2 separate regions of the Homo sapiens genome follow, and region 1 is linked to region 2. A link is a loop called in an ENCODE intact Hi-C map of the cell type or tissue named here. Cell type or tissue: body of pancreas. All regions are shown on one strand. Each heading gives the region's core, and the rest is flanking DNA. Links, peaks and the distances in the headings are about the cores only. Region 1 overlaps GUCY1B1 (guanylate cyclase 1 soluble subunit beta 1). Region 2 overlaps CTSO (cathepsin O).

The links. A loop is a pair of places that touch in the nucleus more often than their neighbours do. Peaks named below come from ENCODE experiments on the same cell type or tissue, not always from the same donor. Only the 100,000 strongest peaks of a DNase experiment are listed, where the experiment ranks them.
Region 1: a loop joins it to region 2, with 3.0 times the contacts of the local background. A loop is called at or near these places in 87 of 110 quality-filtered maps.

What each region holds. Positions count from the first base shown.
Region 1 is chr4:155,802,192-155,817,792 of GRCh38, forward strand. It overlaps GUCY1B1 (guanylate cyclase 1 soluble subunit beta 1), which reads left to right. Exons shown (of 14, transcript NM_000857.5): 10 at 151-388; 11 at 1,433-1,573; 12 at 2,402-2,556; 13 at 2,912-3,038; 14 at 4,195-5,620. The coding sequence ends at 4,218. Among named protein-coding and RNA genes, the nearest start is that of GUCY1B1, 51 kb to the left of the region's middle. In body of pancreas, for the core only: a CTCF peak has its summit at 7,774 (motif pointing right); no DNase peak of the experiment used is centred there; H3K27ac peaks cover 838 bases.
Region 2 is chr4:155,937,369-155,952,910 of GRCh38, forward strand. It overlaps CTSO (cathepsin O), which reads right to left. Exons shown (of 8, transcript NM_001334.3): 2 at 5,788-5,896; 3 at 4,949-5,088; 4 at 2,003-2,170; 5 at 1-115. Among named protein-coding and RNA genes, the nearest start is that of CTSO, 8.7 kb to the right of the region's middle. In body of pancreas, for the core only: no CTCF peak of the experiment used is centred there; no DNase peak of the experiment used is centred there.

The DNA.
Region 1 (15,601 bases), core at 4,283-12,282, 130 kb before region 2:
AATATTTGATGCTAATTTTAGAGGATGTCCTGCTAGAATCCAGGCCTTTAAAGTACAAACGACACTGATGCTGTGTGAAAAGGACAGCAGAAGCACTAAAGGCTTTCCCAGTATTTCTTACAGTGGCTTTCTGCTGATCCCACTGAACAGATTGCTGTATTCTGTCCTTCCTCCGTCTGTTGCCAATGAGCTGCGGCACAAGCGTCCAGTGCCTGCCAAAAGATATGACAATGTGACCATCCTCTTTAGTGGCATTGTGGGCTTCAATGCTTTCTGTAGCAAGCATGCATCTGGAGAAGGAGCCATGAAGATCGTCAACCTCCTCAACGACCTCTACACCAGATTTGACACACTGACTGATTCCCGGAAAAACCCATTTGTTTATAAGGCAAGTGTTCTTTATCGCTGACTGCAGAGCTATCCAGAGGCTGGCGTTCTGAGACTCCCCTCCAGAGGCCATGTCATCACAGCTCTCTGACTCCAGCACTGCAGCCTTGAGTACAGTGAGCCTCCATGTATTCACTCTTTACCATGTTCTTAAATAATTGCCTCTTGTTATAAAACTGTCTCTTCCTTGTAACCACAATGAATGTTTCATGAAGTGGGTGATTCCCTGGTTAAAATGAAATGTTCACCATCTTATTTGCACTTAGGCTAACAAATCTGGACAGGCTGTTTATCACATGTAGTATAAACATAGCATTCATTTTAGTCCTCTGCAAGAGACATTTTTACTGAGATATATAAATGCTTTGTACAGTAAAGAAGTCATGAAGCATGAGAAGGACTCAGATTTGCGTTTAGATAACATCAACTTGAAGAAGATAAACATTTATAAGGCGTTTTTGCCCTTTGTTTCATTTAGAAATAAATATAATATTGGAAAAAAGAAGTCAGTGGAATATTGCTACATAAAGGCAAGAATGTTAAGTAAACCATCTCTAGATATCTGGGGTAATATAACTACACAAGGACTATTTATTTTATAGTCATTTTCTGAGGTACACTCTAGCATGTGGTGAGCACATCATACAAACAAATGATTAATGACCGTGATAAATCACTGAACTTGAAATGGTGGCTCTCCATGCCGTCAAGCCATCACTGTTTTAGGTAGAAATGTAAAAAATTATTCTTCTGAATTATAAAGTTATCTGAGGTGAGAAATTAATTGCTTACTAAAGGAAAAATAATTCTATGTCTGTACCTGCCCGTCATCAAAGACCCCAAGTGTCCATCATGTGTGTAAATTATAAGTAATTGCAAGGTTTCATTTTGTTGGAGTTGAATATATTAGAATTTTAAGAGAATTAAAGGGGGAGGGAAGCTTAAAGTTGCTGGTAGACTTGAAAAAATATGTTTTTTGTTAGGGTAATAAATGAAACAGTCTTTTTTATGCTAACCGTGAACATCTAAATATATGTACTGTTAGGTGGAGACTGTTGGTGACAAGTATATGACAGTGAGTGGTTTACCAGAGCCATGCATTCACCATGCACGATCCATCTGCCACCTGGCCTTGGACATGATGGAAATTGCTGGCCAGGTTCAAGTAGATGGTGAATCTGTTCAGGTTAGTAAATGAAGTAGATATTGTAATAATGGTATGTAAACCTTTTTGGACAATTGATTCATATCGTTGTCCGGAAAATCATTAACGTGTATAAAGAAGGGCATCTTGACAACAAAGACTATAGCATTTCATCCAGCCCACTGTACTACATTCTTTCATAGACATGGAGATTTATCTACCTGTTTGAAATTATCTAGTCCGTTTCATGTACTGAAAGTCATGGGGATGAGAAAAAAACCTCTTGTACCTTCTAGTTTATTTTTTAAAACCTCTTTCATGTCTCATGTAAGTTACTAGATTCACATCTTTGAAATCTTCAGACTTCAAATGTTTCTCTTGAGATAGGATATTTCCCTGGGGAGATAGAGATTTCATGGAGGGCTTTTGAAGTTGTCCATAATATGCTTGAAATTCTTATAGACATCTCTTACGATGTTATATGATGACTCTACATTATTCTGTAATATAAAGTAAGCAAAAATTCATGTGTTACAGGAACAGAAAACCAAACACCACATGTTCTCACTCATAAGTTGGAGCTGAACAATGAGAACACATGGACACAAGGAGGGGAACATCACACACCGGGACCTGTTGGGAGTTTGGGGGCAAGGGGAGGGAGAGCATTAGGACAAATACCTAATACGTGCGGGGCTTAAAACCTAGATAATGGGTTGATAGGTGCAGCAAACCACCATGGCACATATATACCTATGTAACAAACCTGCACCTTCTGCACCTGTATGCCAGAACTTAAAGTAAAATAAAAAAAAAAAAATTCATGTGTTAGTGATCAAAATGATTGAAGCAAAGCTTTCTTTTTTGCAGATAACAATAGGGATACACACTGGAGAGGTAGTTACAGGTGTCATAGGACAGCGGATGCCTCGATACTGTCTTTTTGGGAATACTGTCAACCTCACAAGCCGAACAGAAACCACAGGAGAAAAGGGAAAAATAAATGTGTCTGAATATACATACAGGTGAGAGAAAATGTCTTGGTATTTACTGATTTGCAAAGAAAATGTGTCTTTGCATGTGGTTTAATTCTCTGAGAGATTTTGTTGCTTTAACAGAGTTATCACCTTCACTCTTCCCCACTGCTTGTAGAGTTGTTTACTTTTTATTTGAGAAGATTGTGTCATTATTTCCATTTTATATGATTTCACATCATCTTAGGAAATCCTGATATGATCATTGTTTCTAAAGCTTTGAGTTACCTTTCAGTACAACTTCAGCATTTGTTCTTGCCATCTTGGTTTATAACATGATACATGTCACCTTCTCTATAAAACTTGTGTATACTTCTCTCTCTACTCCCCTTCCCTTGTCTTTTAGATGTCTTATGTCTCCAGAAAATTCAGATCCACAATTCCACTTGGAGCACAGAGGCCCAGTGTCCATGAAGGGCAAAAAAGAACCAATGCAAGTTTGGTTTCTATCCAGAAAAAATACAGGAACAGAGGTATGACTAATCAAAGTGTAATTTGCGTACTTAAGACAGAGTATAAGTATGGAAAACTAAAGCAAAATCACTGAAAATGTATTTCATTTGAAAAGAATTCTTGCTAACAGAAATTAACTTCTAAGTAAAGCAGTGGAAATAATTGAACATTAATGAGCCAATTACAATCATAAGTACTTTTTAGGGGATACTTTAGTGATTTTTGTCCTCTAATGAAATGAAAACCAACAGACTGGATTGAGAAGGCTGCTTTTTTTCTTGCTGTTGTGGTTGTTTTGCTCTTCCTCTGTAGTCTGGCTCAAAGGTAAGTGGGCTGTGAGGGGCTCCCCTGACCCCTTTCCTCAGCTCTCTAAGTTGGCTCTGAGATCACCACAGATAAGGGCTGTGGTTCATGGGAGGTTTCTTAACCATGAAGCTTAAGATCCTTTTAAGGGGCAGGCTATCTTTCTATGGAGTGATTGGGGAATTTTGGAAATCCTAGTCCCTCATGTGTTTCTCCTAGATAGATGAGTGATTTTTAACTTGCTAGAATCTGATTAATTCCTTAGGGAAGATTTAAGTTCTTTCTACTACTATGGTTATACTCCAGGCAGAGCCCATGTGCTAGAATGGACTTCAGAACAGTGGCACATCCAAAGTGGAATCACACCTCTCATAGAGGCCTTGCACACACTAAGATCATGGCTAGCCTCTTCCTAGCCTTTTGTAAGGAGTGGCATCAGAAGCAAGTTTGATACTTTGTTACCCTGTTGATGTGTTGTTTCCTCATGGGGGATAAGACTGCATGCTCATATTTCTCTTTTAGTGTGTATAAACTCTCTAAAGATGCTTTTAGGGCATAACAACTTCTAAAGGGAATAGAATGCCAGGGTTTGAAATATTTATCTTCTTTCACCTGGTTTAACATTAAATCATTTTCCTATGAGGTGGACATGCTTATTGATGTTCTTCTGATAAACTAAGCCGTAATTACCTCAAACATTGGTCATCTTAGTCGTGCGGTCCTGTTTTTCCCAGAATTATGGTGGGAATGATTTACAGAAACTGTAGATGTGAACGTGGATCACACTCTCATAAAGAGAAAAATATATTTAATTGATATTATAAACCTCACTATCACTGTAAATCAATCCCTCTTTTCTTCTGCCTATTTAAGGAAACAAAGCAGGATGATGACTGAATCTTGGATTATGGGGTGAAGAGGAGTACAGACTAGGTTCCAGTTTTCTCCTAACACGTGCCAAGCCCAGGAGCAGTTCTTCCCTATGGATACAGATTTTCTTTTGTCCTTGTCCATTACCCCAAGACTTTCTTCTAGATATATCTCTCACTATCCGTTATTCAACCTTAGCTCTGCTTTCTATTACTTTTTAGGCTTTAGTATATTATCTAAAGTTTGGCTTTTGATGTGGATGATGTGAGCTTCATGTGTCTTAAAATCTACTACAAGCATTACCTAACATGGTGATCTGCAAGTAGTAGGCACCCAATAAATATTTGTTGAATTTAGTTAAATGAAACTGAACAGTGTTTGGCCATGTGTATATTTATATCATGTTTACCAAATCTGTTTAGTGTTCCACATATATGTATATGTATATTTTAATGACTATAATGTAATAAAGTTTATATCATGTTGGTGTATATCATTATAGAAATCATTTTCTAAAGGAGTGAATTCTAAGTTTTAGGGGAAAAAATGCAATTTATTTTCAGACTCCCAAAGTAAGAATTAACATATCATGCTAAGAAAATAGTGACTATTTTGAAGTATGCTACTTCCCTTTCAGAAATATAGAATACACGTTTCTGTTATTAAAGTATTTGATTACTAATTCAAATCATATGGCAATTATAATTCTTCTAAAATGCTATCATTTGTAACTGTATCCCCTGTATTAAATCTCATTAACCACAGGCAGCTGTTACAGAAAGCTGCATTGTTTCACATTGAGCTGTTACATTAGTTCAGGCTAAATGTTGGGAGCTCCAACCACATCCAAGAATAAATCTGGAAACACACTGCTGGGATACTGCTGTTAGAGCCCTTCTTGGCCTTGTATTCCCAGAAATGAGCTCCCTTTCCTTAGCTTAGAAGAATGTGATTATATCCAGGACATCATGTTCAGAAAACTTAGTTTACTTTCAGCATAGAATGCATTACTGTTGGAATAATTGGCCTCTAGCTCTTAAATGTCTCTGATAACTTATTAATATCTATCTTTATAAAATAGAGTGCAACTACTTTTGTGTAAAAATGTTTGCCTTTAAATTTAGTATTTCATATCAGCACATCGATATATGTATAAATGTTCCATGTTAATGTGTAAAAGAGTCTGTAATAAATTATTTTTTTCACGTGTCTCTATACAGTTTTTATTTCAATAAAAATATTAACATTATTTTTCATTTTATTAATGCCATTATTTTGTAAATACATTTTACAATTTTGCCTATTTGCTACCATTATAAATTTTCACTGACTCCTCATAGACAGCATATTCTTAAATGCTATATTTCTTTTTAATACCAACAGAGTGACAGGAAATAAAGACTGGGCATGGAAAGGGGAAACAGTTAAATATTGAATGTCATCAGCTTATTTAAAGAGCTCTGAATCATTTAGGGATGATAGACATGTATACAAGTAATGAAAATATGCGATATTCATAATGAAGAAATATATTCAAATGCAGAAATAATACTTAGAGAAAGAGTAACTTGAAAGAAAAGAGGTGAAGTGGGGATAGTTGTTATGCTTATTTTGGGGGGAGAGTTAGGAATACTCAGAAACTACATTGACACTGTCATCTTCCCAGAATCCTGCATATATTTATTTAGCATCTACTTTGGGTAGGTACTGCTCAAGATATTTGAGAAATGTCATTGAACAAAACATCTCTGCCTTTGAATACCTCATATTCCAATTTTTACATCTTGCATGTTTTTAAATCTCTACTTTATTCCGCCAACACTCTTCGAAGTCCAGGCACTCATCATGTGTAACTTGAACAATTGCAAGATCTTCCCTATAAATCTGTCTATTTCCTACCTTTGCCACCTCCATTCCACACTCTCAAATTGCTGCCAGAGTGGTCTTTTACAAATCCAAATTGCTCTCCTGCGTACAATCACTTAAATGCTACTCATTGTCTGTACACCTTAGCAAAGCATGTAAACATTGTCACCTTAACCAGCCTTATCTGCTAGTTGCTACCTTTGTAATTCTATGCTCTGCTCTGTCTGAATACCCTCTACCCATACTCTGCTGCAAATTCATTTCTTGCTAAGACTCAGCTCAATATCCTCTTGTTGGAAATTTCCCTGTTAGGAAAGTTTAGCTTCCCCTATTGTCCCAGGATCTTTACAATGGTTCACATATTATCTGTTTATATATAGGATTCCTTATTAGGCTTTAAGTTTCTTATGGCTAAATTAGTTCCTCTTACACCAGATATTCCTTGAACCTTCCACAAAATAGGCACTTGACAAATATTTGTTGAACAAAGGAATGGAGGGAGCAGCCTCTTCGAGCAGTGGGGCTAGAAGCCAGATTTAAAGGGAAGGAGGAATAAGAAATGAGATAGATTGGAGAAAAGAGGAGGCACAAAAATGGCACTGTTAAACTTGTGCTTAGAGAAAATCATGCTGACATTGGTGCAGGGGCTAATTTAGAGGGAAAGAGCCTGGTTTAAGGTTGGCATTAGGGGGCTACTGTACTTCATGCATAGGCCTGCTTTAAGGTGATGGCAGGACAGGAGGCTAATTGAAGAGCAGTCAAGATTCACATTAAAAGTGCATAATAACGCACAGGCCAAAGGGGATGAGAAGGTTAGGGCCAAGTAGAAAGCTTCTGGCTTGCTTAGTGGGTAGTTGATGGTTCCATTACACGTGGTGGAGGATGTAGAAAGGTAACTGAGCTTAGAGGAAAGGTGCCTAATATTAGGCATGGCTTTGAAGTTCTGGTGAATACATTTTTAAAAAACAATGATTTTCAGGTAGCATTAATGCGAGGAGAGAATAGAACTTTTTTTTCCAAGTTGGGCCAAACTGCTTTGAATTTCCAAACAACCTGTTACTAGCTCCATGATATTGGTAAAGTCATTTAACCTTTGTGTAACCTGGTTAGGTCATTGTAAAGACAGAGATTATAATAACCACTCACTAGAGTTGTTGGCAGATCAAACTGAAATACGAAGAAGTCAGAGGAGTTGGAACTTTGGCTTGCCATTTCAGAAAGACTAAAAGGTAATCTAAGAAATGAAAACTTACAAATCTTTGGTAACAGATATTGTTATAGTTGAATCATGGACAGCACATGTCATGAAAAAACAGGAGGGTCAACAAGAAAAATCAATAAATACATTTATCTTTGCCAATTATTGAAACAAACCCAGTGGAAACCACCAAAAAATTAGAACCAAATGTTGTGAAACGATAACAGTTTATCAGTTTGAACTGAATTGTTTTAAACTTTAACAATTAAATACCATTTTAAAGGTATGTATTTTTAATTATATAAGTTATATATTTATTATATTATAGATTACATATATTATATGTATCTTAGCACTAATTCACTATTTCATTCAGTTTAAATCTGTATTTGATTCACCAAATGATATGTTCTATTTCCTTTGTCATTGAAAGGAAAAATAATTTGCTTACCTCCCTCATAGGTTTCTTTCTTTCTTTTTTTTTTTGTACCACCCTCACTAATGGTTTATAGAACCTCTAGAGGGCAGCAGAGAATGCTGTTTGTAATTGAAATCTGAAAAAGAACTGAAAGGAGACATTCTCTCACAGGACAGAGTTCATCTTGTCTCCTAGCTGTCACTTCCTGTGTGCAACCTTGAATTCACTCCTTCCACTCTTTCTCAAGTTCAAAGGAATATAATAAAAATAATTATTTCTACTCATTAAGACCATTTGTATAGCATGAAATCTATCCACACGTATCTTGCTCTGAAATGTCACCAAAATATTTCCTGCTAATTCTGCAGGAAGGTAAAAACATTTGCTAAAACAAGCAATTTGTAATAGGAACAATAGTTTTGTACAATATTTTTATGAGTAAACTAACTTGCTTGTAGCTCATGTTAAAAGTTATTAAATAGAAATAGGATACTATTTACTTATAAGGATAAAATTGGAAAAAAATTTATTTTACATTAATAGAAAATGCTTTTGTGATTCTTCCTTGCTACTTATACCGTATCAAAGAGAAGAAATATAGTGTGAGTTAACAAAACAAAATTTAACAAAAAACAAAGCACCGTACAGAGAATCAAGAACCTGAGTCCAATTCTGGTGAGGAAATCTTGTGGCCTTTACAAGTCACTTAACTTTACAACTCAGTTACCTCATCTGAAAAAAAGGAGCTGGTTAAGGTGATATCCAAACTAAATTATTGCTCCAAAATTCCATCATTTCGTTGGTAACAATTCCAGGGTTTTTGTATCAGAAGCATTCTAACCAAAGTGACTCCATCTTTACAGAGGCTGGGTAAAATGAGGCTGAGACCTGCTGGGCTGCGTTCCCAGGACGTTGGGCATTCTTAGTCACAGAATGTCTACAGTTAAGGGAATAGGTTAATAATGTTTACCAAACAGACCCAGGACTTAACAGACCCAGGAAATGTCCAGGTGTCCCAATATCTTAGGAATAAATGTATTCTTAATTTAAGAATACGTTTTGCTTTAAAGATAATAATACAGATTATTGTAGAACAGTAGTTAAGCAAATACTCAGCTGATAAAACACCATGCAGTAAAGAAGCAGGCCGAAACCCACCAAAACCAAGATGGCAGTGAAAGCCACCTCTGGTCATCTTCACTGCTCATTATATCCCAATTATAATAAATTAGCAGTTTAAAAGATGCTCCTACTAGCGCCATGGCAGTTTACAGATGCCATGGCAACATCAGAAGTTACTCTATCTGGTCTGAAAGGGGGAGTAACTCTCAGTCCTGGGAATTCTCCACTCCTTTCCTGGAAAACTCATGAATATTCCACCCCTCGTTTAGCATTTAATCAAGAAATAATCATAAGTTTACTCAGTCCAGCAGCCATGCCACTGCTCTATGGGGTAGCCATTCTTTTACTCCTTTACTTTCCTAATAAAGTTGTTTTCACTGTACTCTGTGGATTCACCTCAGATTCTTTCTTGGATGAGATCCAAGAACTCTCTCTTGTGGTCTGGATCAGTACCCTTTTCCAGTAACTCTTGTGCTAGGATTTTGGCCTGAAACTTTTGGGAATACAATCTAAAGTTTTGACAATCTAGTAGTGTTGAATAGATCAACCGAAAGACTGAAAGCTAACTTCCAAGAAATAAACAAATCTGAGGTAAACACTTGGTGAGGACTTTTGACTCCAAGCTAAAATCAAAATGACTAAGGTCCTGATTAGTGTATATGAGTATTAATGTTATGTATGTCTACTAAAAATGTGCCCTATAATATTTAATTATGTTAGCTAAATTTAAGTGTTTAATAAACAGTCACATTCTTGATGACCTGAAAACAAGGAGAGAATGTATGTCTCTATTTCAATTATATGTACTCACACAATTGCTGTGGTACAGTCTATCCCAAATAGGGCTTAAATATAGGGGCCAGTCATGGTGGCTCACGCCTGTAAACCAGCACTTTGGGAGGCCAAGGCAGGTGAATCACTTGAGGTCGGGAGTTTGAGACCAGCCTAGTCAACATGGTGAAAATGTCTCTACAGAAAATACAAAAATTAGCCGGATGTTGTGATGGGCACCTGTAATCCCAGATACTCGGGAGGCTGAGGCAGCACAATCACTTGAGCCTGGGAGGCGGAGGTTGCAGTGGGCTGAGATCACTACTGCACTCCAGCCTGGGCGTCAGAGCAAGAATCTGTCTCAAAAAAAATTACAGGTAAAAAATATCAGTGAGTATTACATATAGGTTGGGGTTTTTAAAATGTTATTCTTATGAAATATATTTCCCAATTATGTAAAGTAGTGACCACAGTTGCCTACCAAACAGTTTTAGATCATTAGGGGGAAAGGAGTCACATAAAATTAAAGTATTAACTTAGAAAACACTTTTAAACTGTTGTAAATACTGTCCCTTTTGTGGTTTTCTGCATCACATGAATAAATGTCAATATATTAATAATTTTTATATACCCATGAATATAATACCATCATATTGTTCTGGACAACAACAGTACCTAAATCTGACACTGTGACTACATACAGTTTTAGATGTACTAGTACAAATAACGTAATCAAAGATATTTTGTTTATTTTTGTGTAAAAATCATTACAGTCTAAGGCAGGCATGGGTGAAATCAGCGACTGAGTCCTCTGCTCCCGGGCAACTGGGGCTCTGAAGAGGGGGGGTCAGGGGAGTCCCCTGAGAAGTTTGTGTCCTGGAATCCAAGACAAGGTGAGGGCAGGGCCTGAAGAAAATACAAGTCTCAGGAAATATGTAGATTTCAAATTGATCTGACAAAAAACCCTAGTGGTCTGTCCAAAGAAGCCAGTAGCCAGAAGAAGCATTACAGGCAGGAAGCATTATGAAGTTAAGTGTGTCTGGTGTTGGAAGCCTTTTGCACAGTGCTAGTTTGTGTGTGCAGTGGTGATTTTGGCACCTGTTTAATAATTGTATATCCTCAATCGCAAGTATTGGACAGGATATTGAATAATGGGAGGTTGCAATTTCTTAATGTGTTAGTATAACTATTTTTTCCTCTAAAGCACAGTGTTTTTAAGTCTGTTTAGAAAACTTCCAGGCGCGGTGGCTCATGCCTGTAATCCCAGCACTTTGGGAGGCCGAGGTGGGCGGATCACGAGATCAAGAGTTTGATACCAGCCTGACCAACATGTTGAAACCCCGTCTCTACTAAAAATACAAAAATTAGCTGAGCGTGGTGTCACGTGCCTGTAATCCAAGCTACTCAGGAGGCTGAGGCAGGATAATGGCTTGAACCCAGGAGGAGGAGATTGCAGTGAGCTGGGATAGCGCTACTGCACTCCAGCTTGGGCGACAGAGCGAAACTCCATCTCAAAAAAAAAAAAAGAACACTGCAAGGGTAATGTCTAACAGCATGGTTTAATAGTAATACAATGTGAGGCCCAAATATAAGTCACATATGACATGGATTTTTAAATTTAAAAATTTCTAGTAGCCACACTTCAAAAGGTAGAAACCAGTGAAATTGACTTTAATAATATGTTTTATTTAACTCAGTATAAGCAAAATATGATCATTTCAACATGTAATACATTTAAAATCATTAATTAAATATTTAAAATCAGTGTGTATTTTAAAATCAGTGTGTATTTATACACTTTAAAATCAGTGCGTATTTATACACTTTAAAATCAGTGCGTATTTATACACTAAAATCAGTGCGTATTTCTACACTTTAAAATCAGTGTGTATTTATACACTAAAATCAGTGCGTATTTATACATTTTAAAATCAGTGTGTATTTATACACTTTAAAATCAGTGTGTATTTATACACTAAAATCAGTGTGTATTTTTACACTTTAAAATCAGTGTGTATTTATACACTAAAATCAGTGTGTATTTATACACTTTAAAATCAGTGTGTATTTATACACTAAAATCAGTGTGTATTTATACACTTTAAAATCAGTGTGTATTTATACACTTTAAAATCAGTGCATATTTATACACTAAAATCAGTGCGTATTTCTACACTTTAAAATCAGTGTGTATTTATACACTAAAATCAGTGCGTATTTATACATTTTAAAATCAGTGTGTATTTATACACTTTAAAATCAGTGTGTATTTATACACTAAAATCAGTGTGTATTTTACATTTTGCAGCACATCTAATTTCAGACCAGCCACTTTTCAAGTGCTCAGTGGTCTCATGAAGCTAGTGGCTATCATATTGAACAGTGCAGGTCTACATATACAGGTTATTGATTGGATCTTTTATCCAAAACAATCATCTTAGATACTTGATTGTTTTGTTTCCTCCTTACCAGAAGATTGGATCAACCTTGTTATTTATAAAAACAAAACAAGTAGCTGAGTAGTTGAAGGGGTCATTAAATTAAGAAAAAAGAGTATAGGAAGGTTTATACTTTTTATTCTGATTTATAAGATGTAGTTTTGAATAGAGTGTTTCTTTTGAACTCTAACATTCTATATACTACAACATAATATAAATGGTGATAAAAAGAGTAATAAAGGAAAATGAGTTCTATATGAGGTATTTCTCAAACAACATTTGCAGAAAAGAAAGTGTACTATTTTATAAGTTGCTAACATTAGCAACTTCATGATTTGAGATGATAAAGGATCTTACATGTTCACCTGACAATTCTTTTGCAGTCTTTTAATAAGAAGCAATTATAAAGCACTAAGAAGCACCTATTATCTTTTGACAAAGTTAAGGCTCTTTATAAAGATCTAGTTCATCAGTCAGTTACCACCCACATCATATTTCTTTTTTTCATTTGTATTCCTGTTAAAGGTTCTTTCCCTGTCAACCCAACTTACTCTTTTTGCACTTGACAGTAATATTACCAAAGTATTAACTGAAAGAGAATTATGCAAAAGTTGACTACCAAAAGATTTGTACCCTTGAATACACAGGAACAATTTTCACTTGATTTGTGCTCAGTAAAGTGTATCAGAAAGTTCAGAACCCTTCAGACCTCAGGAGGAGCAAATGTTCCTGTCACACTGACCATATGTCTTTTTGTGAATTTACCAAAAGTTCTTCCTGATTCATGAATGTTTGAAATTCAAAACTCATTGTATACAGCTTGTTGGATTTCTTGACATGTAAAGCACTTTTAAAAAGAGTTCTTTTAAAGATAGTGTTAATACTATAATAAAAGTTATAAAATTTGCTTTTAAAATATATATTTCTTTAAATATTGTGCTGTATTATAACTGACCATCAAACAACAGACATGAGAGTTGAGATAAGTGGTGACCAGATCCCTGCTGCCCTCAGGCTCACAACTACCAGCATGGAAATCAGGGAGCAATCCTGCAGTCACTGCAAGTTCAATGGTGATTTGAACGTTTTACATGTTTAATCCTTGCAGCAATTTATTAAGTATATACTCTTATTATCGACTCCATTTTACTCATGAGGAAACTGGAGCACATAAAGTTTGGGGAACTGCCCAAATGTTAAACAGAGAGTGAGTGGGTAAAGCCAGTATCCATACCCAGACAAATGGATTCCAGAGCCCAAGCTTCCAACTAGGATGCTCGGATGCATCTCATAGCAAAATAAGCAAGCGGCTGGCAAGTGGCGTACATCTGGTGGGCGTTTTAACACCAGATGAGTGTGTGTCAGGTAACAAAGTTCTAGTCAGGCAAGCAGGCAAGGAGTGTGAAGAAGATATGGCAGGTGGTATTGGCCCTAAACTTTACGACTAACTCTGAACAACAGGATGTGGAAGGCTGGGGCACAAGAAGTGGGGGCTGAGGCAGGGAAGGCAAACATGTTCCCCTAAAGATGGATCACAAGACAGCGATTATAAAGGCTAGACCGGGAGAACCTATATGTTGTGCAGGAGGAAAAACAGCCTGATGCTAATTCGCCCCTCTGTGTATAAAAGGCTTACGTTCTTCTGCCTGATACCCAGATTGGTTCTAGAGTTTTCAGATTTGGGGACTGATGAACTCCAACAGCAAACCCTGATGAGCTGTACAAGTAGGGAAAGCATGTCCTTGACTGTATCCTCCCATTAAGGCATCTGCTAAGAGAGCAGTCTTGCTGGATGTGGAAGGAATCCTCCATAAAGGTAGTCAGCCTTAGTCTTCCTCACTCTGCCACCATGACTAGCATTTCAATCTTATTTGTATGGGCTTCTGACAAAGGAAATTTGGGGCAGGGAGGGGGCTCTTTCTAAGGCTTATAACAGGTTCTTCCAGAAATATAGAAGAAATTTTTCAGCTTTCCCAATCTCAGTTAGGTCTGTGCTTCCATAGCATCTGAGTAAAAGACCATTGCTATTCTTCTATCCGTTACAATTTTAATGATTTACTGTCTTCTGGTCAAATAGACTGTGGGAGAAATTAGGTCAGACACTGCACATCCACTCATTGGCTCCAGTAGCCAGTTCCAGAGCCTTGTCACAGAGTAGGGGTTCAGAATTGTCAGGTATCCTTCCTCCAAATACTGGAGAAGAGTTGGTGAAGAAGAATGTCGTTTGTACAACTTGTAAAGTATCTGTGTTTTCCACTTGATGGTCTGTTTTGTGCATTGGCTGTAGATTTATTTACTGGAACGGCCTTCTCATCATATACATGTGCACATCCATGACTGATGCCATGCTGTAGTTTTTAACAAAGCATTGTTGAACATTTGAAGGATAATATCAGAAGGGAATAGCTGCGCAGAATATAAAACACTCAAGATTAAAAATTCTTCTGCCTGCAATCCCAGCACTTTGGGAGGCTGAGGTGGGCAGATCACAAGGTCAAAAAATGGAGACCATCCTGGCCAAATGGTGAAACCCCATCTCTACTAAAAACACAAAAATTAGCTGGGCATGGTGGCTGGTGCCTGTAGTCCCAGCTACTTGAGAGGCTGAGGTAGGAGAATCACTTGAACCCGGGAGGCAGAGGTTGCAGTGAGCTGAGATCGCGCCTCTACACTCCAGCCTGGCAACAGAGTGCAGTCTCAAAAAAAAAAAAAAAATGCTTCTTCTCAAGTTTCTAAATTCCCGTGGCTATATTCAATCACATGGCGTCCCAGTGCCAGCCAAAGGACACCTCAGCGAGGAATCTTTCTGTCTTCACTCTTCACCAAGTCCCAGTGCCTCTAAATCTCTCTTGGCCTACCTAAAGTTATCGTCCGTTTTCTTGCATTATTGATGTCTAGAACTTATCACAATTTATTATGAAGTTAAGGGAATAATTTTTAAATTGTTAGCAATTATCCTTACCACCAGATAATAAAACATTGTTGATATATATGAAGACATCCCAGCATTCAGGCATAATGTATGCACTTTCTTCTAAATGGTGCCGTAAAAGAGAACGTCATTTGCAGATATTTGCCATAAGCAACAACCACTCTAAGTGAAGAGAAAAAGTACCTTGCCCCCTCTGGTTTTCACTTAGTAATTTAGGAATTACACGTTATTTATATGGGATTGTATATGTTTATCCACATTTTAATGACTAGATTTAAATTGATTTTAAATTACTATCAATATATTATGATAATCATTAAAACATCATTACATCATTAAACAATCATTTAGAAAGTTTTGCTCCTTTTAAAACTAATGCATGAATTAAGCTGAATAACAACAAAAAAGTATCAATATTTTACCATCACTAACACCATTGAATAATACTGTTTTCATGACCACAAAGTACCGTTTTGCCAAGCATAAGTTATTTAGGCTGCCAAATTATACTGAAAACAAATATCAAATGTCACCAAAATATAAAATCTTCATCCATTTTTCTATATCAGATTGCAAGAGAAGAAAGAACCTGATTTGCTCAGTGATTCATATGAATCTGATTTGAATTAATAATGTAAAATTATTAATGACAGTATTGGATTATA
Region 2 (15,542 bases), core at 3,576-11,575:
CATATGCAGAATAACCTTTGATTGAAAATCCAGAATGTGAACCAGAAAAGTAATGGCACAGACCATTTTGTGCTTTAAAAGGATATTCTGAATCTTTCACCAGTTTTACTTGCATCTAAAAGAAAACAATCACTGAACATGTTTACTGTCAATTGTTTTATAAATCAAATAGAACTTACTTCACTGTGTCAAAACAGGTTCAATTTCACACACCTTCATCATGTGGATATACTTTGCGTTCTTTTTTTTTTCTTTTTCTTTTTTGAGACAGAGTTTTGTTTGGTTGCTCAGGCTGGAGTGCAGTGGCTCGATCTCGTCTCACTGCAATCTCCACCTCCTGGGCACCAGTGATCATCCCACCTCCGTCTCCCCAGTAGCTGTGACTACAGGTATGAGCCACCACGCCAGGCTAATTTTTTGTATTTTTTGTAAAGATGGGGTCTCACTCTGTTGCCCAGGCTGGTCTTAAACTCCTGGACTCAAGAAATCCACCTGCCTTGGCTTCCCAAAATACTGGGATTACAGGTGTGAGGCATTGTGCCCAGCCTATACTTTGGGTTTTTAATATTATAAATTAAATCTTTAGGTGCTTGTTCTGGATAGTCTAGACATTTGGAGTCAATATCTTTCCTTCTCCCTTACTTCTCTTTATCTTACAGCATCCTTTTGTAGATCCTCCATGGATCTAGTAACAGTCTTGTCATCTTTCTCCTGACGGTGCTATAGGGCAGCTCACTTTCCTCCCAGTGCTTCTGGTTCTGCCAAGTCTTTCAGATTCCATCCAGTGGTTTATACACAGGCAACGGTTAGGTCAAGCATTCTTTCTATCACTTCACTTTTATGCCATTCATATAGCATATGTCAAATACTTCATAGTTATCTGTACAAAACCCTCCCTTTTTGAATGCTAGGCTAATGAAAGGGAGGAGACTCATAATTCATTGTCGTCTACAGTGTGTACAGAGCAGGTCCTGGAATACGTGATTAAAAATGCAACCAATGGATAATGGAAGAGAATTCAGGTTTGGGGAACTCTGGTTTGATGACGTTCTACAGAAACTAATAGCACCCTCATTGGCAAATTTCATGCAGTTGATATCGGATCTGGGACACTGTCAGGGCAAGTGCTAAGAACGCTGAGGGACACTGGGGTATACTGAGCAAAGCCCTACTGTGAGAGGCTGGGGACTGAAGGTACAACTCCGGCTCAGCTACTGACTTGACAAAATGATCTCACTTCTCAGGCTTCATTTCTTCATCTATAAAAAGAGCTACAGGCTGGGTGTGGTGGCTCATGTCTGTAATCCCAGCACTTTGGGAGGCTGAGGCGGGTGGATCACAAGGTCAGGAGATCGAGATCAGCCTGGCCAATATGGTGAAACCATGTCTTTACTAAAAAAACAAAAACAAAAAACAAAAAACAAAAAAAACAAAAAAATTAGCCAAGTGTGGTGGTGGGCACCTATAGTTCCCAGCTACTCCGGAGGCTGAAGCAGCAGAAACACTTGAACCCGGGAGGTGGAGGTTGCAGTGAGCCAAGATTGTGCCACTGTACTCCAGCCTGGGTGACAGAGTGAGACTCTGTCTCAAAAACAACAACAACAAAAAAGAGCTAAAAAATTAGTCTCTAATGTTCCTTTTAACCTTAACATTCAGAAATTCTATGAAAATAAAAAAAATATATTCTCATCTTTCCGGGATATTATGAGATATTCAGATCTGCAAAAAAGCATGTATATATTAAGAAATGTTAAGAAATAAATATAAATATTTCTCTGAAGACAGACTTCAGATTTTTCCCCTTTTGATTTCTTGACAACTGCTTTGCCTAGAAGTGATTCATTTTTAAATATTCTGATTAATTACTTCATGCTTTGATCATCTACATTTCCGAACGTGGAAACATTATTTAATATATGTGAACAAACTGTTTGAATTTTGAACACACAGTAAACAAGCAAAAAAGGAAATAAAGAGTTTAAGAGGTTGAGAGACTAGTCACCTTGTTTAACCAGTTCAAAGCATTGAGAGTAGAGCCTCCATTGCAGCCATAATTATTATACGAACAGTCAATGACCTGCTGGACACTTAGGTCTTCCAGGGGCTTCCCCTTTATTGCATAAGCAGATTCCACTGCCCCCACCACGCTGAAGGCCCAGCATCCTCCACACTGTTTAAAAACAGAAAAAGGGGTGGTATTTCCAGGGTTTAAATCAACTTACCAACATCTCTAAATGTAACAAGTTATCAAATCAAGTAAGGCTTCCAGATTCTGGAAACCTACAAAATAAATACGCCTATCCTCTAGATTTTTAAACTGAAAAAAAGAGAAAACCAAAAGTCTCTTTTGAGCATCATTTAATTATTAGTTCATGTTGTCAGCATTATTACTATTCTAAATTTGGCAATGCAAGATAAAAGTGAATTTTTAGAGACCGAGGAAATACTTGGGCTAACTGATGATCTTCTAAAAGACCATTCAGTTCACTGAATATGTGACTTCTCTTTGTAAGTGGCTTTTCTTCTGGAGAGTGTGTGCCGACTCCCGCCCCAACCTTCCATCCCCCTTGCTTTTTTAAGGACACTCTGCTTCCATGGTCATACACCACTTCCATCCTAAGGGTGAGGAGGGGAAAGATGCATGTTGTGCTAATTATTTGATGGAGATAAGAGAATTAATAAATATTAATGAATTACTCTTTAGGCTATAAAGATGCCCGATTAAGTATGCTTATAGTGGATGTACATGAAATGTCCTAAGGATATAAATCCATATTAGTCATTACTCCAGTATTGGCTGCCAATCATGCTGATAGTGGATCTCTTAATTTGCTTTTACTTAACAAACTAGAACAAAAGAATAAAAGAACTAGTCCTGAAAGAAAGAGAGGAGACAGAGGGAATGAAATTAGGGATCGTAGGATCACGTAAAAGGAAGAAGGATCCACAGAAAAGGCAGAAGAGAGTAGGATTTGAGACTGGATGAAACTAACATAACTGGAGGGCCATGTGTGGCAGAGTTAGACCAAAAAAAAAAAGGAATGACAATTGGATATCTTTGCAGAGTTAAGTTTTGAGCAACTTTATGGCTTTAAGTGCTTTTTTAAAGGTTATATCTCTATCTCTAGTGCCTATGGCATAGTAAAAACACTCACTAAGTGACCATACAGCAGGGTCTCCAAACTTTGACAAAGGTGAACACAGGGCAGCTCATGCCTGTAATCCCAGCACTTTGGGAGGCCAAGGCAGGCGGATCATGAGGTCAGGAGTTCAAGACCAGCCTGACCAACATGGTGAAACCCCGTTTCTACTAAAAATACAAAAATTAGCCAGGCATGGTGGTGCGCACCTGTAATCCCAGCTACTAAGGAGGCTGAGGCAGGAGAATCTCTTGAACCTGGGAGGTGGAGGTTGCAGTGAGCCGAGATCGCATCACTGCACTCCAGCCTGGGTGACAGAGTGAGACTCCGTCTCAAAAAAAAAAAAGAGAAAAGGTAACAGGCTGCTGACATCACCCCTATAGCCAGCTTTAGTCAAGCCACAAGGGCAGTTCCTGCTTAAAAAAAAAAAAAAGTCTCTCATACATTCCTTTAATTAAAGATCTCTAATTAAAAGTTCCCTCTTCAATACACTGTGGACAATTTTTGAAAGGATTAGATTTATGTCTAATTGACATGTTATTACAAATCCAATAATAAAGCAAATGATTTGGTGGTAAAACTTAATGTACAAAAATAAATATAGACTCTGAGAAGCAAAAATCATTCTAACTACACATTGACTGCGAAACAGCTGGCACCAAAACACTTTCCATAAAAGGGAAGGCTGAATGATCTGTTGAGGTTTCCACTGCAGACAAACTGAGACTATCCCCTCTGGTTAGGGGTTTGACTTTGCCTGTTTGGCAGGCATTCCCTATGCCAACAGTTGGGAGTGTAGACGGGTAGGGAAGGTCAGCAAAGTATGCACACACCCCTCAAACGTCTGCCAGCTAGGTGGGTTCACTACATGCATTATAGGTCATACCCACCCACATCTGCTCTTACCACTTTCCTTCCTAGTTCAAAGGCACCTCCTTCCACCACTTCAGAATAACTCACAAGCTGCTGCCCTGCCAACTCCCATGTCCTCAGCACACTTTGAGTCTCTTTTCAAGGTAAATTGCTATATTTATTGCAGTACTTACATATTTCTTAATCAGTAAACATGTGTAAAACTGTGCTACTGTGTCTATTAGTTTTCTGTCTTTTAAAACATATGTCATTGACTAAGCTCGTAGGTAGTGTAACCTAACCTCATTTCTCCCATAATCCCTGTCATGCTACTGCTCAATTCTGCATAGGTGGTGATTTTCTGGAATGTATGCGTCACGTTATGGCTGAACTGACTACTAACTATACTTTTAAGGCCCACAGATTCAAAGGTATATGATCCTGTGAAGACGGGGGCAGATTTTCTGACAGAGCTTGCAAGATGAGGCTTGAGAACCCAGGAGATTCGGCCACACTGTTGGTAAATGTATCCATTTTCATTTTACTTTTTCACTTTTTTTTTCTTGAACCATTTAAGCCTTTAGTGCTCATGTTTACCTTCTCCAGCCTCTCATCTGCTATTGTACAGAAAGCTTGGTATCTGTGATACAGCTACTGGGAAGTATCCCTGAGCTGTTATTACAGCTACTGGGAAGTATCCCTGAGTTATTGTGTTGGTGGCAATGGCAATTAGTAAGAGTACACAGCAAGGAAGGTTTATCTTCAGAAATAAAAGTCAGGGCTTTGACATTTGACTCTCATTCCTCCAGAGATTCTCTTTTCATTGTCATTTTTGGATGACTGAGATGTGATTTTCCTAGAGAAATGATGTTTCCATTACAACTTTGATTAAACTTGACCTCAAAGCTGCCTTTCAATGCTTAGATGATTAGAAAAGAAGAGGGATTTCAACGTACCATCTGCTGGTTTCTCACTTGTGTCACAACCTGCTTGTCCCTCCAGTCAAATCTTAACGGCAAAGACACATTGGGGATGGACATATGTACTTCTGCTGAGTATCTGGGAAACTTGGAAGGTTTGCTTCTTAAATAAATGGCTGAGTAGAAACATAAAATGAAAATACAACCAATATTATATTACAATATATTATATTATATATATCATATATATTTGTTATATATAAAGACAATCAATATTATATTATAGGGAGACAACCAATATTATACTAAAAGACAACCAATATTATATTATATTATATCCTTGAGATTCTTTGGGAGGAACTTTTAAAGAAGAAACAGTAGCCTTCTAGTAGACCTGCTATTTTAGATTTTCTCTTGTGCTTTTCTATAACATAAAATGCATTCATTAAAAACTACAAAAGAGAATTCCTACAATAAGGCTGGAGTTGACACATAAAATGATTTGTTTGATAGAACCAGGTCAATAATAAAAATAAGTATAATTGACATCATTTGTTCTATCATAACCCATGGAACCATGTGTGTCCTGAAGAGAAAAAGCACTAGAAAACTGCAGAAGTGATTAGACAATTATCCTTTATAGCCACATGGAAATGTGCATAATTATAACATTCATTTCTTAAGCAGTAATTAGAAGAGACTGGCCATGAATTTATTTTCTTATGTGAGCACATGGTACATGCCTGACATTTAGTAGACACTTAATAAATGTTAACTATTACTCAATATATTAGATTTACAATGAAATATTTATCAAAAGTTAAGCAAGCAAATTAAAATCAGGAAACCACCTAAATAGCAACATCGGACTATACCTTTAAACTCTTCAGGAAACAAATAGGAAAACTGATTTATTCCATAGAAGGCGGTGGAGTTTTCACTGGGAAATAAAGAATTCAAGTATCGATGTCTATTAAGACTTTCCTAGAAGAAAAACAAAAACTATTTCATATCCACTATGTCAGTTTTCCAAAGTAAACTGTGTATAACTAACTTGGAGAAATTTTTCAATTATAAAGTTAAAGCTTGATTTCCTTCAGACTACAATGTAAAGTTGTATAAGATATCCATAGGAGATTCATAAATATTTTCTATTAGAATTATTATCTAATTGCAGACATTTTTTGAGGCTGAGAAAAGTGTATTTTATTCATTTATAATTCCCCATCACCAGGTTTGTTGCAAGCATTCCATATACAGCTGTTAAAGTATTGACATAGTGGGAAAAAAGAAATAGACTGCAAATAAACACTAGATACTAGAAGCAAATTGTCACCTTTAGACATTCACTCATGTGGTTAAACAATTATGAATATGGAATATGTCCTCTTCACCTTTGTGTTTCCCGGAACTAAGTAATGAAGCATGAAAAACAGACTGGGTAAATAAATTAATAAATCAATCTGATTCTATTAAAGCTTTATAGATATCTCTATCTCATGTAGGGTACAAAGGCTCTGTGACAGATGCAATTCTGGAAATATTTGAAGAAGATAGCCTGGTTTCTCTATCTGGAGGGGAAATGTGACCATTATTTACTGATTTCTCAACTTTGAATTTTGTGACAATTTATCTTAAGCTTATCTTTTATATATAAACATGCTTCAATTTCGTAATACTAACCAATTACATAGAATAAATAAAATTTCAGGGGGCTATCATTTGGTACCTTTCCAACCCTAGCGCTTCTACATATTTGTCTATGTACTTATGTGTTTATTGTGTGTCTGTATCAAAAACCTATAAGCAAAATGATGACTGCTTATATGTCTTATTCCTTATGGTGAGACACTCACTTAGCACATGGCTGACACACAATAGATCCTTGATAAGTGTTTGTTGTTGAATAAATAGATAAGTGACATTTTCCATATCATGCCCTTAATAACTTTAAGCTGTTTATTTTTAAGTAAATTATTGCTGGAAGTTGTCATAATCTTATTTTTTTTCCTTTTGTGCATACCTAGGAAGATTGCTAATCAACAAATTAATAAAGTTTTTGAGGTACTTTAAAATAATCTTGATGAAGCAAGGCTTTCAATATAACCTGGATATATAAATGTAAAAATAGAACTAGAATACAAGGTAATTCTGTATATGGCAAATGACAAATATAAGCCAGAGACTATTAACTGCTAAGGAATTCAGAGGATTCATTCATTCAATAAGTACTGCCTGGCCATCTTTGTGAGCTGGAGTAGTCAGGAAGGCACTGAAAATGTAGGATGTTAAGAATGCACAGGAGAGAATGTGGCAGCCATGAGAATGTGCCTCCCAGCCTTCTTTCTATAGGGAGTTTAGCTGCTGCTAGTTGAAATCTCCATGATCACACCAAGGGAAGCCACAGTTCTTACGGGCTGCACCTAGCTCATGACTTAGTGCTAAGGCTTGCTATTTGGGAGACAAATGGGACTCCCCTGACAGCTGGTTTTTGATTAATGACTCCCTGATGGCCTTGCCAAACCAAAGTTTCCTTGGACTGTGAGACAGCATGGAACTCTTCCCCAGTCTTCCTTCCTTTTTTCCTTCACTCAGGGTCAGAATTACATTGCAATCAGATAGCTCTACCTGGACCTCTCCCTATTAGTTCACAGGAATTGCTCCTGTGATTGATTAAAAAAAAAAAAAAAAAAAGCCTGGGAGCAGTGGCTCACACCTGTCATCCCAGCACTTTGGGAGGCTGAGGTCGGTGGATCATCTGAGGTCAGGAGTTCGAGACCAGCCTCGCCAACATGGTGAAAGCCTGTCTCTACTAAAAATACAAAAATTAGCCGGGCGTGGTGGTGGGCGCCTATAATCCCAGCTACTCAGGGGGCTGAGGCAGGAGAATCGCTTGAACCTGGAAGGCGGAGGTTGCAGTGAGCCGAGATCACAGCACTGCACTCCAGCCTGGACGACAGAGCGAGCCTCCAACTCAAAAAAATAAATAAATAAATAAAAAATAAGAAAAGAATGAGAAGACATGAATAACCAATTTACCAATATTAGGAATGAAAGAAGAGCCATGATTACAGATGCTTCAGGCATTAGAAGAATAATATTTTGACAACTTTATGACAATAAATTGGCAAACTGTACAAAATGGACAAACTTTTTGCAAGGCACAGATTGCCAAAGATGAAAGGAGAAATAGAAAACTTGAGCAGCCTTTTATCAGCTAAAGGCATTAAATTTGTAAGTGAAAACTGACTCACAAAGAAAACTTCAGGCCCAGGTGGCTTTTTGGTGAACTTTATACAATGAAGAAAGAAGTAATACCAATATTATCCTTTGAGAAAATCAAGAAGAAGGGAATACGCTGCAACTTAAATAAGACCAGTGTTACCCTGATTCTAAACCAGAAAAATGTATCTAAATAAAATAGAACTACATACCAGTATCCCTCATAAATACGCTGTAGACACAAAATCCTTAACAAAATAGCAAATCAAATCTAACAATATATGTTAAGGACAATATATTGTGACCAAGTGAAGTTTATTTAGAAATGCTAGGTTGGTTTAAAATTTCAAAATCAATCATCAGTACGATACACCATATTAACAGAACAAAAAAGGAATATACCACACACACACCACACCACACCAAATGCGCACACACACACATACGCACGCACATGAGGTATAGACTGGTACGCCCTTTCAAGATCCTTAAAATTACACAAATTGTTTAATTAAGAAAATCTAATTCTAGGAATGGATTTTAGACTCTTGAGTGTAGGCAATGCTGTACGTGTGGGTTCTACACGTGTGTCTGGGAGGGGAGGCAGTAGTTGAGCCACATACTCTATTTAGTTGGAGAGCTAATGCAAGTTTATCTCACTAGATCATTTGTGACATCTACGAGAGAAACAATATATTGCCACTCAAGTTGGCAAATGCCAGATGAAACAAACTTATACATCGTTGGCAGGGAGTTCCCATGTACTTCTCTTAATTTTTGTGTTGCCTTATAAGTGTCATTTCACCATCCAAAGTTTAGGTGTTCCGGTTGTGAAGTAGTTATAATAACACCAATTTAATAATGAAATAAATGAATGTATTATTTATTTATTTTAAATATTTATGTCCCTAATTTTCAATGATGATTCCAATAACAGTTACTTGGTTTTGGTCTTGTGCCATGTGTTTGAAAAGACAAATATCTCCACATATATTTTCTATTTGTTACCACTTGATACACTGTTCTTTATGTCAGCGGCACTAGTGTCTGCAGGACTTCTGAAAATGTTGCTGTCTTCCACTTGTTCAACCAGGAGCCAACTTCTAAAAGAATTCCATTTGCTATTCTGGTGTAATGACTCCTGTCATTTCACAGCTCTCCATAGCCCATGTCAGGGCTACTCAATCTTTATACAAATTGTTGACTTCCTGCCAACAGCAAAATACTCTAAACCACTAAGTGCTCTGCTTCGTCCTCTCCCTACCACTAATCTCTACCCACTTGTTTTGATTTTGCAAAACCATTAATAACATTAAAAGTACTTCCTTGGAGGCTTCTGAACACAGCGTAATAATAATAATTATTATTATTTTGAGGCGGATTCTCGCTCTGTCGCCCAGGCGAGTGCAGTGGCGTGATCTCAGCTCACTGCAAGCTCCGCCTCCCGGGTTCACCCCATTCTCCTGCCTCAGCCTCCCGAGTAGCTGGGACTACGGGCACCCGCCACAATGCCCGGCTAATTTTTTTTGTATTTTTTTTAGTAGAGATGAGGTTTCACCGTGTTAGCCAGGATGGTCTCAATCTCCTGACCTCGTGGTCTGCCCGCCTCAGCCTCTCAGAGTGCTGGGATCACAGGCATGAGCCACTGCGCCTGGCCTCTTTTTAACTTTGCAACAATTTGAAATGTCTTACCATTGCTGTGCAATTTTTGGCTATATAATCAACCTCTCTGAGCTTTATTTCCATCAACAAATGGAGTAATACTGATCTGGAAGAATGTAAGGATGAAATAAAATAATAATTGGAAAACACTTATTACAGAGACTGGCAAAATAAATGCTCAGTTAAAATACTCTCATCCTCTATCTTCCTTTTCCTTTAAACAGAGTATTTGGATTATAGAAATGGCGCTCAAAGACCATACTTTCAGATTCACTTGGAGCAAGTATTTCTCATGTCATTAGAAATGAGGATCAATATTATCTATTGAAAGCAATCTGTTGCTTTCATGGTAAAATAATACTATCAGTATATCCAAGAATATCTATTCTCTTATTTATTTATTGTCTTGTTTGCTATACACTTATCAAGTTCACTAACATGGGTTTCACATCATTTAAAATTTAAAAAGCCCTGTATTTCATTTCTTGAATTATCAATTCTTTTAAGTGACTTTTCCGGTCTCTCTTGATTCTGGCTATTAAAGATTTCATAGACGCATCACAAACTGAAGTCTGTATGAGGCCCTTGCTGCTCATTACATCCAACAACCTCCGTTAGGTAAAGGATCAGTGGGCACATGTTCTCAACAGAGGATATGATAGGGAGCAAATTTAGAGTAGCCATCTCTAAAGTCATATAAAATATTAAAGAAAAGACCTGAACCTTAACTTCATTTATGAGAGGAAAGACGTAAAGTTTTGATGAATACATAGGAAACTTCTCATTGATACTTTTGAAAAGTGCAGATGTTTAAAAATTAGATCTTACATGAGAAAAATTAGAGCTGATAAATCAGAACAGCCTTGGTGAACAGATTTGGTGAAAAATAACTACCTTCACCTTTTTTTTGTTGTTGTTGTTAAATGTGTTTAATTGAATGAGTTACAAAGGGAGATACCAGATTCCTGAACAGAAGGGTAACTCAGAACCCAAGAGATTGAAGAAATTATCCTGATTATAAAACTAGGAAAAACATGTCCCTTGGGCATTAGTACGTCTTGTGCATACTAAGTCTCTATTTATTATAGGTATAACCTCTCAAATTCATACCTAGGACCCTGTCCCTGTAAGACTCTGTCCCTAAAGCTATCCTTATTATGACTTCTAGCAGCCATCCTTCTAAGAGGTAGAATCTCTTAAAGCTGCCTTTGTGTGTGTGTGTGTGTGTGTGTGTGCACATGTGTACTGGAGGTGATCACATATTTGAACTGTGATTTAAATGTAATATGTTTCTAAGCAGTGTCTTCCATATTCTAATTTCCCGCCTGTTAGCCTAGCTAGGATGCTTCATGAGTATGCTAAAGGAGGTTGATAAGAACTGCAGAGTAGTCATGAAACATCCCAGCAAGGCCAAACAACAAACAGAGGATGGGTTCAGTCTGATCATAAAACAGGATAACTCTATTGACAAGAGACCTGAACCAGTCTCATGAGGAGGTTAGGCTGCAGTTTTAAAATTCCTCAGAAATCAACATTTTTCTTACAGGATCAGAAAGCCCTTCCAGCTATCTCAGGCATCTTGGCCCTCTTACCTTTCCAGCTGTGGGTAACCACAGTCTTAGATAATGCTCCGGCTAGGGTAAGTTAAGAGGAAAATGGTCATGTTCAAAACAATCAAAGAGTAGAAACCCAAGGAGGGTGACTTGAGGGGTTCTCAGATGTTTCCTTAATCTACTTCCCTGAGGGGAAAAATCTGTGAAATCTTTCTCACAGACTGCCACTAAGTAAGAGTAAATGAAATCATGTATTTTCTTCTTGCATGTACTCAACTGTTTCTAAAGGAGTAAGCGAATCTTTTATGAGCAAACTGTTGAGTTTTCATTTCTCTACAAGGAAAGTTCTCAGCCACTGAATGCACTAAATACAAAGGGTTGAAGGGATTGTTAAATTGAATGCAAGTATTCATTCTAAGTGTTTTACATGAATTAACTTAGCCCTGTATAAAGGTAATTGCTAACATTAGCCCTCTTCACAGAAGAATAAATCTGAGAAACAGATACATGATTTGCCTAAGATCACACAACTAGTATTTGGTGGAGGGGTATAGTTATTTAGCCTGCAAGAAATCTACTGAAGCGTTATAAACTTTAAGGGACTTCATGTCTGTTTTATCAGCTGAAAAGGCAGTGAACATCTATTATTTTTCCCCATTGATATCTAGGTTTCCTTCCACTAATGATGATTTATTTGCCTTTATCAATATACGCAATGATGTGTGTATTCCCTTACAATGAATCCCATGTATCCATGGGATAAGTTTTATATTGAAATTAACAGAGACACCTAAGGTACTTTGGAAGCTCACTTTATCTTCGGCACTTTAAACTCATTGTTTGTCTTGCAGTTCCATTACTCAGACTTTTAACAACTTTCATTTGCAGATTTTGAAGTTTCATAGGATAAATCATAAATTGTACACATAGATTTAAAATGTTCTCCTTAGGAGTGCTTTCGTTTCTGGAAATTGCAGTAAAGCTGAGGATGAGCAAAAAAGGTAAAATATTTGTATACAAAGAGCATCACTGAGAATTTCTTGGAAGACTTAGGAGTTGTAAACTTTAGATCAGTGATTCTCAACTGAGGATAATTTTGTCCCTCATTTGTCATACTGGGGATTGTCATACTGGTGGGATGCCACTGGCATCTGGTGCATAGAGCCCATGCATGCTGCTACTCACCCTACAATGAAGAGGAAGGTCCCCCACAACAAATCACTATCCATTCTCAAATGTCAATAGTGCCACTGTTGAGGAGCCTTGGATTAGAACAATAAAAGCTTTTTAAGGATACACTTTTATAAAGTACAGCTTTTGAAAAGTTTCTTAGACAAAGTATTTTCTATACAGTGTACTGAAGTGTGTGTAAACATATTGCAGATATATGTTTACTATGTATGATAAGAAATGTGTAGTCAGGATTTGTGTGAGCATGTACACAAAAAGATTGAATTAAAAATACATTCTTTTGTGAACTACTTGGGAGAATCTATTTCTCCAGTGTATAAGTCTTTACATTCTTTTTATTTACAGGAAAATGTTTATTTACAGGATACAATGCTTAAACATAACGATATTCATTTTTTGTGTACATTTCTTACAGGACAGCACGCGTCTTATTCTCCACTGTATCCCTCAGAAAACCCAGACCAGTTCTTTAGACACAGTGGAAATTAAATAAAGTATTGGATAAATGTATGGGAAGATGAATAAATTATAACCTATGATTTTAAGTTTATGATATATTTCCATTTAGTCAATGTATGCTTTAAGTGAGATTCATCAGAAAAAGTCTGCTGAACAACCTTATCTAACATCAAATTCGTGTTTTCATCTTTATATAAGGTAGAACAGGAGTCTCAAAACCCTGGGCCATGGACCAGTACTGTTCTGTGGCCTGTTAACGACCAGGCTGCACAGCAGGTGGTGAGGGGCCTGCGAGCATGCATCACCACCTGATCTCCACCTTCTGTCAGATCGGCAGCAGCATTAGATTATCATAGGAGCACAAACCCTACTGGGAACGGTGCATGTAAGGGATCTAGTTTGCACAGTCCTTATGTGAATCTAATGCTTGATGATCTGGGGTGGAACAGCTTCATTCTGAAATCATCCGCATCCTCCTCACCCCACCCCCACACCCCAGTCCGTGGAAAAATTGTCTTCCATGAAACCAATCCCTGGTGCCAAAAAGTTTGGGGACCACTGAGGTAGAAAATAGGTTTTAAAGCTTTCTTGGATAAAGCCTATTTGGAGGACCTAATTCCAGATTTCAAGGGGCTGATTACGGCAAGCACATATAAGTGGCTCATTAGTTAGGATCACTTGTTATAAAGATGCTATGGCCATCTATTTACACATAAATAAATATTCCTAAATATATAAATAATCTTATAATAATATAACCTGTGTCATTACGGCAACTGGTCTTAAGGTAAAGCTTTGGAAATTTTATGTAAAATCACATGTACTTTGGCATAGATATTATTCTAAAGTGAGTGTATCAAGCAAATTTTATTGGATCCAATATTGGGTCTGTGCCTCCCAAAAGGATAAGAATACCAAATGTTCTGTGGTAAAATAATGAGCATCAGTAAATATGAGGGCATAGCTAGGTTTTGGCACAAAGGAGAGTAGGCTAAATCCAATAGTTAAGAGCTTCCTGAGCACTGGAAGTTTCTAAAGGAGTGAAAGTGCAGAGATAAGGGGTGCCATCCAAAGTCAGGTGTCTTGTGAGGCATCCCATAATAAACCATAGTGGAGTCTAGTTTTCACTGAACAATACTATAATATTTTGTGGGAAAGTCATGGGCTAACCTAACTTTCATTTAACGTGCATTCCTGGGAAACTTACAAAACTATCTAAGGCTAAGATTAAAACAAATTTTAAAACCTTCACCATTCTCTAAACCCATGACCATGAAAGACATTACTAATTAATCAAGGACTTTCTTGAACCAGATCTTCAGCTGCAAACCCCTGAATCATCAATTCACCAATGAATTAACTTGATTTCAACAAGAAGTTTCACGGTTACCAAGGAGGCAAGGCCCTTTCCACCTTTCCCACTGTCCAGCTCTCTATCCCAAGTCCGAACAGCAATCTCCAGCTAACTAATCTAACTAATTCCTGATGATCTTAGATGAAAGACTTTCATCCCAAATCCATCCATCTCCCCCACTTCCCTCCTCCCGTCCATGGAAAAAATGTCTTCCATGAATCCGGTCCCTAGTGCCAAAAGATTGGGGACCACTAAGGTAGAAAATCGGTTTTAAAGCATTCTTGGATAAAGTCCAACTAAGCACCGAGAGGTGTTCAGTTTCCAGCAACTGTGCGTTGAAGCCTCAATGTTCTCTTTTTTGGGTATCCATCTCATGAAGCAAATTCTTACAGGCAGCAATTGCTTTGAAAATTTTTTCAGTATTTCTTAACCCGAGGTTTTTAAAATGTACTAAGAGTCTTCATAATTCGATCCTCCTCCACTTCCAACTTTCCATCTTTCAACCTGTTTCTTTGTATTTCTCCTGAGAAAAGTTACATTTTCTAGACATTCATCAGGGTATGGCCTCTTTACAGGACCAGTATGAGTCACTACATAAATTATACACATATATATTTATAAATTATCTAAAATCTAAATAAATGTTAAAAATATATTTATAAGTCTAGCCCTTTGAGCTTTGTCCTGAAATATTATTTTTAGGAGCCTGACAGTGTGTTTATTTATTTAGCCAATGAATACGTTACCAATAAAGGTGAAACTGACTTTTCCCCTAAGGGGTTTCGTTTACCAGGAAAACGAACGTAAGTTGAGGATAGGGGTAGAATACAGGCCAGAATTTTGTTCTTGAAAGAGTAAGAGGACTTCTGGTTTTGAAAGCTAGAACTGAACTCAAGAATAATAAAGTGGAGATAACAGTACACATCTCGGTTTGGACAAAACGTAAGAGTGGACAGAATCAGGGAAGGCTGGCCTTCCTAAACATTGGAGCTTTCCAGGAGAGTCGGGGGAAAAGAGCACAGCTATGAAATCCTGTGAGAAATTCCAACAAACACCAGGAAAAAAGATACACTTCCTTGAGCAATATTACTCAACTCAGACTTATGTTTGATTCAGAATGAAAGAATTTTCTTTTCCAATAAATTAAATCATGATAATGGCATCTTTCATGAATTTAAAAATGTGTTAA